2 separate regions of the Homo sapiens genome follow, and region 1 is linked to region 2. A link is a loop called in an ENCODE intact Hi-C map of the cell type or tissue named here. Cell type or tissue: endothelial cell of umbilical vein. All regions are shown on one strand. Each heading gives the region's core, and the rest is flanking DNA. Links, peaks and the distances in the headings are about the cores only.

Region 1 (4,389 bases), core at 69-4,068, 360 kb after region 2:
TTCATGGGTTATTTTGTGGAAATACTGTTTTAAGTAAATAGGAATCTAGAAAAAAACTTGAAAAAATTATCTCAAATATGCTACATATAGAATATAAAATGCAAATAGCATATATACAAATAAATGAAGAAATTTTTAAAAACCTGATAAGTATTTTAAAACCTAAAGATTGTTGAAAACTATAAGCTGCAAGCAAGTAGAAAGTAAAACAGACATAAATTTTAATCCCTGAATCCTTGAGCAATTTAAACTTAGACTGACTCAAGGAGGAATCTTTTCTTCCCTTTTCCTTTAGATCAATGACCTGACAGCTGCGGGCCACATGCCATCTACCTAGACCTAATATTAGGATGAAAGTTTAAAAAGATGCTTTGGTATCACGACTTATCAAATACACCTATACGGCAACTTTAGTTGCTGAAAAGCAATGCTGATTTTTTCTCACTGGTGGTCTCCTATAATCAATAAAGTACACAATTTCTGTTTTAAGAATACACATTTTTTCCTCAGGGTCTCAACAATTGAATTGTTTTGATTGAAAGAAACTGCAGCCTGCCAGGTGCGGTGGCTCTCGCCTATAATCCCAGCACTTTGGGAGGCCGAAGTGGGCGGATCACTTGAGTTCAGGAGTTCGAGACCAGCTTGGCCAATATGGCAAAACCCCTGTCTCTACTAAAAATACAAAAATTAGCCAGGCGTGGTGGTGCATGCATGTAATCCCAGCTACTCCAGAGGCTGAGGCAGGAGAATCACTTGAACACAGGAGGCAGAGGTTGCAGTGAGCCGAGATCATGTCACTGTACTTCAGCCTAGGTGATAGGGTGAGATTGCCTCAAGAAAGAAAGAGAGAAAGACAGAAAGAGAGGGAGAGAGGGAAGGAGGGAGGGATTACTAGTGATAACAACCTTTACACCAGAGTTGTTTCTCTCTTCTTCTGGTCAAAAGTCCATATTTATCAAGCAAAACGCTTAAGAGAAGTATTGGGGAATGACTGGGATTGACCATTCTGTCTGACAAGTCCTGTTTTTTGGAGAAGGCTCTGTTTTTTCTGGACTATTGGTCCTGCTTCTCTGGCTTAGAGGGATCCTGTTGATTCTCAGGTAGTGGGTGCTCAGTCCATTCTTCACAATAAAATGTGGGAGAATTCTCCATATACATCTCATCATGAGATGTTAGACATATTGTACCATTTTATTCCGTTGAATAAGTAAGTAATTGTCATTCTGGGAGGATTAAAATCCCAAGACCTGCCTATGGGCTGTGATTATTATTTTAGCTGAGTAGATTTAGAAGGGTGTTCTGGAGAGAGGGAACAGCTAGAATAACAACATGGAAAATACAATGTTGGCAGGACCTCAGGTTTGACTAGGAGAGTGACAGGAGATGAGGCAGTGGTATTTTGAGGGCCAGATCACGGAAGACCTTGCATACCCAGCCAAGGTTTGCTTTTATTTTATAGCCCAGTGTTTCCCTAACTCAAATAAGGCTCAGACCCCTTTTAAGAGAAACAATTCTCTCAAACCCCTGATGTTGACTTCTTATTTACATGAGAATATTACTTAAATAAATCCGTTCATAAAGCTGTGTGCAAAGTCATTATGCTTATAGTTCTTATAGCACTATAAAGTTGAAATTAATTTACAAATATTGTTTTGCTAAAATTAGATAATTGCTGTCAATTTCTTTCCTGTTTTTAACAAGGAGCTAGTTTTTGAACAGCTATCTGTTATTGTTGGGCCAATGAATCTGATAGTGCATCTCAATGTAAGAGTACTTTAAAAAATTTTTAAAGCAGGCCAGGCATGGTGGCTCACGCCTGTAATCCTAGCACTTTGGGAGGCCGAGCAGGCAGATCACCTGAGGTCAGGAGTTCGAAACCAGCCTGACCAACATGGTGAAACACCATCTCTACTAAAAATACAAAAATTAGCTGGGCGTCGTGGCATCCGCCTGTAATCCCAGCTACTAGGGAGACCGAGGCAGGCGAATCGCTTGAACCTGGGAGGTGGAGGTTGTAGTGAGCCAAGATTACCCCATTGCACTCCAGAGCGAAACTCCGTCTCAAAAGAAAAAAAAAATTTAAAAAGCAACGCTTCATACTAACTACTTCATACTAATGAAGTAACGTAACAATGAAATAACAAGGGAAGTTGTTACCACAAAGGAAATGTGCAATGCTTTCCTTTATAATGATGAATGTGCAATATGACTGCTCATAACATGCCTATACTTCTGTGTACTTTAGGAAGACTTGGCTTCTCTATGAAAATATGTGAACCCTTTGGCTGTATAACATGCTGTCATGTCATCTGGCTTTCATCTGGCATTATTTAAAACTTAAATTCTCTTGTCTTCTAATTTGCCTGAGGCCATTAAAGAGTGCATTATTCTTTCACACTACATGGTTTCCATGATGTCAAATATAAAACTTAGGTTGGGCACAGTGGTTCACGCCTGTAAATCCCAGCACTTTGGGAGGCCGAGGAGGGCGGATCACCTGAGGTTAGGAGTTTGAGACCAGACTGACCAACATGGTGAAACCCTGTCTCTACTAAAACTACAAAAATTAGCCGGGCATGGTGGTGGGTGCCTGTAATCCCAGCTACTTGGGAGGCTGAGGCAGGAGAATCATTTGAACCCGGGAGGCGGAGGTTGCAGTGAGCCGAGACTGCGCCATTGCACTCCAGCCTGGGTAACAAGAATGAAACAATGTCTCAAAAAACAAACAAACAAACAAAACAAAAAACAAATATAAAACTTGATTTATTAACTAACTTTAAAAAAGGTCTTATTCCATGAAAATGCCTTTCATTGAAAAATTGAACTACAAAGGGAGCTTCTGTCTTGATAACTGTTAGAAGAATTCAACGTGAGTACCATAGCAGATATGGGGTGACTGTTAGCATGTGACATTAGTTCTAGACAAGCTAGGTAGAGGACGGTGTCAGGCTATTGCAGTAGAGCACTTCTGCCAATGAATGGACCACCATCTATCCAGTTCCACAACCACCTACATGTTACCCTTGACATTTCTTTCTCATTGCCCTGTATCTAATCTATCCACATGTTCTGTTGATATCACCTCTTAAATTTCTCTTGAGTTCATCTTTTTCTCTCCATCTTTTCCATCACAACCTTAATCCAAGCCACCATGATCTCTTTCCTACACAACAACAGTCACTCCTAGGTGGCCCCTTCTCTCCCATTCTAGTGGTCTCAAATTCTTTCCCAGTCTGCCAGCCACAGTGCAGTTTCCAAAAGATACATTTTTTTTTCTGTTTTTTTGTTTGTTTTTTGAGACTGAGTCTTGCTTTATCACCCAGGCTGGAGTGCAGTGGCCAGATCTCGGTTCACTGCAACCTCTGCCTCCTGGGTTCAAGGGATTCTCGTGCCTCAGCCTCCCGAGCAGCTGGGATGACAGGTGTGTGCCACCATGCCCAGCTAATGTTTGTATTTTTAGTAGAGATGCGGTTTCACCATGTTGGCCAGGTTGTTCTCGAACTCCTGACCTCAGGTGATCCACCCACCTCAGCCTCCCAAAGTGCTGGGATTACAAGCTGTGAGTTACCACGCCCGGCCCCAAAATGTAAATTTAATTTCTCAACTCCTAACATATTCACCCTTTTAAAACTTTTTAGTGGTTGCCTTTTGCTCCTAAACACCTGTAACAAGATCTACATGTTTGGAGATACTCCCTTCATTCTACCACAACCTGGTCTTCATTGTTTCCTCTGCTTCAACTGCTGTCTCTGCTGCCCACTTCCACTGTCTTCACTTCACACACTCCTACTTCCTTCAGATGAAACACACACCTCCTTTCCTTGCACTTACTACAATTATCATTTAAATACTGGTTAGTGTTTATTTGGGAGTCTAAGCCCCATGAGGGCTGGAACCGTGTTTGTTTTAGCTCCACTGCATCTCTACCAAATATTTAATGAATATGTTTAGTACATTACACAACATAAATATTATTTAGAAATACCCACAATTCTGGCCGGGCGCGGTAGCTCACTCCTGTAATCCCAGCACTTTGGGAGGCTGAGGTGGGCCGATCACTTGAGCTCAGGAGTTCGAGACCAGCCTGGACAATATGGTGAAACCCCGTCTTTACTAAAAATACAAAAATTAGCCAGGTGTGGTGGGACATGCCTGTGATCCCAGCTGCTCTGGAGGCTAAGGCAGGAGAATCAGAATCACTTGAACCCTGGAGGTGGAGGTTACAGTGAGCCGAGATCTAAAAAAAAGAAAAGAAAGAAAAGAAAAGACACACAATTCTACACTGCAACATAGATTCTCTAGCCCCCTTGCCTGAGGGTTGGGAAGTATCGCCCCTCTAAACAGTTCACAACACAAACACATTTTGAGGGGGTAATTTTGTAAGTATAA
Region 2 (4,389 bases), core at 323-4,322:
CAACACAGGCCCACACAGCCCTTCAAGCTAAAAAACAGAAATGTTCCAAGCTGCCGCCTACCATCACATCCTTACCTCTGAGCCATAGAATCCCTTCAGCAGCCGCCGAGGCCCTGGCGTTCCAGGAGGCCCAAGGAGGTGGGCAGTGACAGTGCCTTGTTCTGAGCCACCAAGCCCAGCCAGCAGCACTTCATAGTGCAGGTGACAGTGGGTATCCAAGGAAAGCCAGGCGTGCCCTGCTGCTTGGCTCTTCACAGGGGGTAGCACCAGGGCTCCTGCTAGGGGCACGGGCAGCGCTGGGTCCAGACAGAGGAGAGATGACAGGTGAGAAGGTGGCCTAGGGCAAGCCCTCAAACCCAGCATTCCCAGCTCCCCAGCACACATTCCACGAGCTGGAAGACACTGTCCATAGGTCCAGGGCCTGGAGAGCAGCAAGTTTTAGACCCTTGAACCTCAGCAACAGGAAGAGTCCGCCAGCAGGGCCACCCTATATGTCCCCACCTTCAGATGGCAACCGGAGCTTAGGCACAAAGAAAGACACACCAGGCTCCGGCTGTCTGCCACCATCCCTCAAATGTTCTAGGAAACCAAAGGGCAGACAGACCCCTAAGGACACTCACTGTCATGGCGGGCGCTATGCCCACAGTAGGGCAGGGCAGCCACGTGCCCCCGAAGCTCTCCGTCTGGGAAGTCCTTGGTGCCCACGTTCAGGAAGAGCTCATTCTGCAGCAGCATATGAGCCCCTCGGGCACCCAGCCCAGGGCAGATACCCACGGCCTGGGGGCAGGGGAGGATAGGCCTTCTCAGCTCTCACACGAGTCCAAGGTTCTGAAGTCTTGGACCATTTTGTGCCCCCACTCCACCCACACACACTTCCACACACCAGAAACACAGGATAAGGACCTGGCAGGCCCAGTTTCAAGGCCCTCCCCTGCTGCTTCCTAGCTATGTAACAACCTTCAAGAGTAACTTAACTTCTCCAAGTCTTCACTTCCTCATCTCTCAAATGGATACTGTGAAAGCCAAAAACTATGTAAGGCCACCAATGCAGCACCTAGCACATGGAAAGGCCCTATAAGTAGCAACCATTGCCATTACATTTACTAATATGTGGCCTGTGGCACTGTTCTCCAGGTCCAATGCTCCCATTTGACTGTGAGCTTGCTAAGCACAGGGGCCACATATGATTTGCTTTGTACTCTAGTCCCTAGTCTGGGGCTCACTAAAAATGTCAAATCATGCCGGGCACGGTGGCTCTCGCCTGTAATCCCAGCACTTTGGGAGGCCGAAGTGGGCGGACCATGAGGTCAAGAGATCAAGACCATCCTGGCCAACACGGTGAAACCCCGTCTCTACTAAAAATACAGAAATTAGCTGGGTGTGGTGGTGCACACCTGTGGTCCCAGCTACTTGGGAGGCTGAGGCAGGAGAATCGCTTGAACCCAGGAGGCAGAGGTTGCAGTAAGCCAAGATCACACCACTGCACTCCAGCCTGGTGACAGAGCCAGACTCCATCTCAAAAAAAAAAAAAAAAAAAAGTCAAATGAATAAATGAATGAGTGGGAGAACCCATGAGTGAGTGGATGATAATGAACATCCCTGCTCATCCAACCTGGCTTCCCACAGCCCATGCATTGGGCCCTGGGGTCCAGCTCCACCTGGAGCCCTCACCGTGTGTCCTCCTGGCTGGAGTCCAGCCATGTGGCACAGGACAGTGCGCTGATCCCTCCGCTGAGGCTTGGTCTCCAGTGTCATGGCCACCACCTCACTGCTTGTCCCTACCACTTGCACCTGATGGGCAGGGATGGAGGAGGGCAAAGTGGAGAGGCAGTAAAGGCCTGGGGCCTGCTGCCCACGCCACCCCTCCCCCACCTTCTGCAGCCCCTGGCTCTTACCTGATAGATCAGGGAGCCATTTCCTAGCAGCGTGAGGCTGGCTGAGCCGGCAGCACCCGTCTGGACTGGGATCAGGGCATCAGCCCCACAAAGGACACTTTGCAGGACTACGGAGGGGCAAGACAGGTGAGGCTAGGTTTACCCCATGGCCGCTTACACCCCCAGTCCACAGGATCTCTCCCACACCCACCCTGGCACTTGTCTGTGTCTCTCAGTTGTGCATGCCCGGCGCACCAGGCCCCCCCCCCGCCTCACCGTCGCAGCTCTTCCTGGCAGCAATGTGTCCACTGATGCGCAGCCCTGGCCTGCCTGCCCACTCCAGGGCCATCTGCAGCTCCCCCAGCACCAGCCAGTCCATCTCCTGGACTGTCAGGTTGGGCAGCACCTCAGCAAAGCCTGGTTCCTGGGGACAGAGCAGGGTGTGATGGGCAATAGCAAGAGGCCAAGACAGGTGGCAGCGAGAGCCAGATCCCCACTCACCTGGGCTGAGACATTGGCCTGAAGTTCTCGCAGTAGCTGCCCCTGGTGTAGAATCTGGAGCCTCAAGGGAACCTGGGTTAGTCCTGCAAGGCCGCACATGTGGGCCTTTCTGAGACAGGTGCTCTCCCTAACCTTCTCACGTGTTTTGCCCCCATCCCACTTACCCCCACTCCTGGGTTCCAGCAGCCCTCGGAAGAGCAGCAAAAAATGCAAGGAGTCCTCTGTGTCACTGAGAGTGAGCAGGGTGATGCCCCCTACGCCCTGCTGTGGGGGGCCTTCTAGAGTCAGGATGGCACTGAAGGTCTCTGGGGAAGGGACGATGATGAGAGCCCGTCAGAAACCCTCCCCCCCTTTCCTGGGTGATAGAGAAGACTCAGAACTTCACGCCCGGGGCTCTTTGCTCCCTACCTGCAGCCAGGGCCCGGTGCCGGATGAGAGGCCCCCAGACCTCCCCTGAAGGGTGAGTGAGTGTCACAAGTGCCACATGCAGCTGTTCTGCCCTAAGGAGCCGCAGAGACAACCGAGGCACTGCCCGCCACACCCCACAGACCTGGAGCAGAGAGACAAGAAGGCCCTACGCTCAGACACTGTGCAGGCTAGGCCAATTAGGATGCCCAGGCAGGGCTTATGAAAAAGGAACATGGAAAGGAACCTCCAGGGTGCCCTAGGAAGCTTAAGAAAGAACGCTGGAGCCAGATGCTTGGGTTCCAATCCTGGCTGCACCACTTACTAGCTGTGTGACCTTGAACAAATCACATTATCCTACTGAGCCTCAGTTCCCCCTTCTGTAAAATGGGCATCATAATGTCAGTGCCTTCCTCCCACTGGGCTGTGGTGAGGACCACGGGAGGCAATGCAGAGCATGCTCTCGGCACAGTGCCCAGACTGGGCAAGTGCTCATAAATGGCATCATCTCACCAGGCCATCTTGGGTGGGGGCTGCAGGGTGCTCAAACAGGACACTGCCATTGGAGTCTGAGAAGCGGATCCTGGTAGGGCGGTCCAGCCTGGGAATGAGAGGTCGGGTGAGGCCGGACTGAGCCAAAAGCAGCCCCTCCCAGCTCTCCCAGTTTCCCTCCCGGGCCCCGGCAGCTGACCCCTCCTTGCTCCTTCCCCTTTCTCACCGCCTGTAGGAGATAGAGAAGCGGAGGCTAGAGCGCAGCAGCGAGACTCGGGCTCGTGCCACCGCCTGCGACCTCGGCCCTGTCAGCAGCGCCACGAAGTCTGGGACGGGAGGAAGATGGCCTGAGCACTGTCAAACGCCGCTTTGGTGGCCCAGCCTCAACCACAACCCCGCTGTTCGCCAGCCCCCTACCCGTGTGGCCGTCACCACGGGCCCGCTCCTCAGCGCCTGGCTCCCCGCGGTCGCTATAACTGCGATGCTCCGGGTCCCGCGGATACTCGAAGGACAGGCCGCTCGGCTGCCGCTCCGAACTGCTGCGCTCTGCGGGCGGGGGGGTAAGAACACGGGCTTCAGCTGGCCATGGGAAAGGCCAGTCCGACGCCCCATCCAAGTGGCCCGGGACCTAGTATCGTGGCCCTGCCTCCCTCCCCGCAGGGCGGAGCAAGACTTACCCTGGGGGCAGGTCTGGCAGCAGTGTCCCGGCAGCTGGCGCGGCTGCCCACAGGCCGGGGTTGGGCACTCTGGTTTGATGTTCTTGCAGCTGACCCTGCCAGGGCCCCTGGTACGGCGACCCCACTGAGGCTGCTCCCGGAAAAGGCGGGAAACCCAAGTGAGTGCAAGATGCCAACTGATGAGACCCCCCCAGGCAAGGATGTCCCGCAGAGTCAGCCAGCTCTGCCACTTACAAGCTGCGTGACCCTAGACAAGCTACTTCATCTCTCTGGGCCTCAAGGTCCCTGTCTGGAAAATGGGGATAATAATACTCTCTATCTAGCAAGGCTGCCATGAGAGTTAGATGAGCAGGGAACGAAACGGAGTTGGCACAGAGCCTCACACAGAGTGGGCGATCAGTAACAGCACCTAAGAATTGGAGGGGCTGATTCCCCTTCCT

Evidence for each region. A loop is a pair of places that touch in the nucleus more often than their neighbours do. Peaks named below come from ENCODE experiments on the same cell type or tissue, not always from the same donor. Only the 100,000 strongest peaks of a DNase experiment are listed, where the experiment ranks them.
Region 1: a loop joins it to region 2, with 7 times the contacts of the local background. A loop is called at or near these places in 1 of 110 quality-filtered maps.

What each region holds. Positions count from the first base shown.
Region 1 is chr3:184,020,299-184,024,687 of GRCh38, reverse strand. No RefSeq gene overlaps it. Among named protein-coding and RNA genes, the nearest start is that of ABCC5, 4.6 kb to the right of the region's middle. In endothelial cell of umbilical vein, for the core only: no CTCF peak of the experiment used is centred there; a DNase peak (open chromatin) is centred at 2,187; H3K27me3 peaks cover 593 bases.
Region 2 is chr3:184,380,925-184,385,313 of GRCh38, reverse strand. CHRD (chordin) reads right to left here. Exons shown (of 23, transcript NM_003741.4): 3 at 3,950-4,079; 4 at 3,690-3,818; 5 at 3,499-3,598; 6 at 3,294-3,381; 7 at 2,784-2,925; 8 at 2,540-2,680; 9 at 2,376-2,458; 10 at 2,151-2,298; 11 at 1,896-2,002; 12 at 1,672-1,791; 13 at 621-777; 14 at 76-296. Among named protein-coding and RNA genes, the nearest start is that of CHRD, 3.1 kb to the right of the region's middle. In endothelial cell of umbilical vein, for the core only: no CTCF peak of the experiment used is centred there; no DNase peak of the experiment used is centred there; H3K27me3 peaks cover 1,432 bases.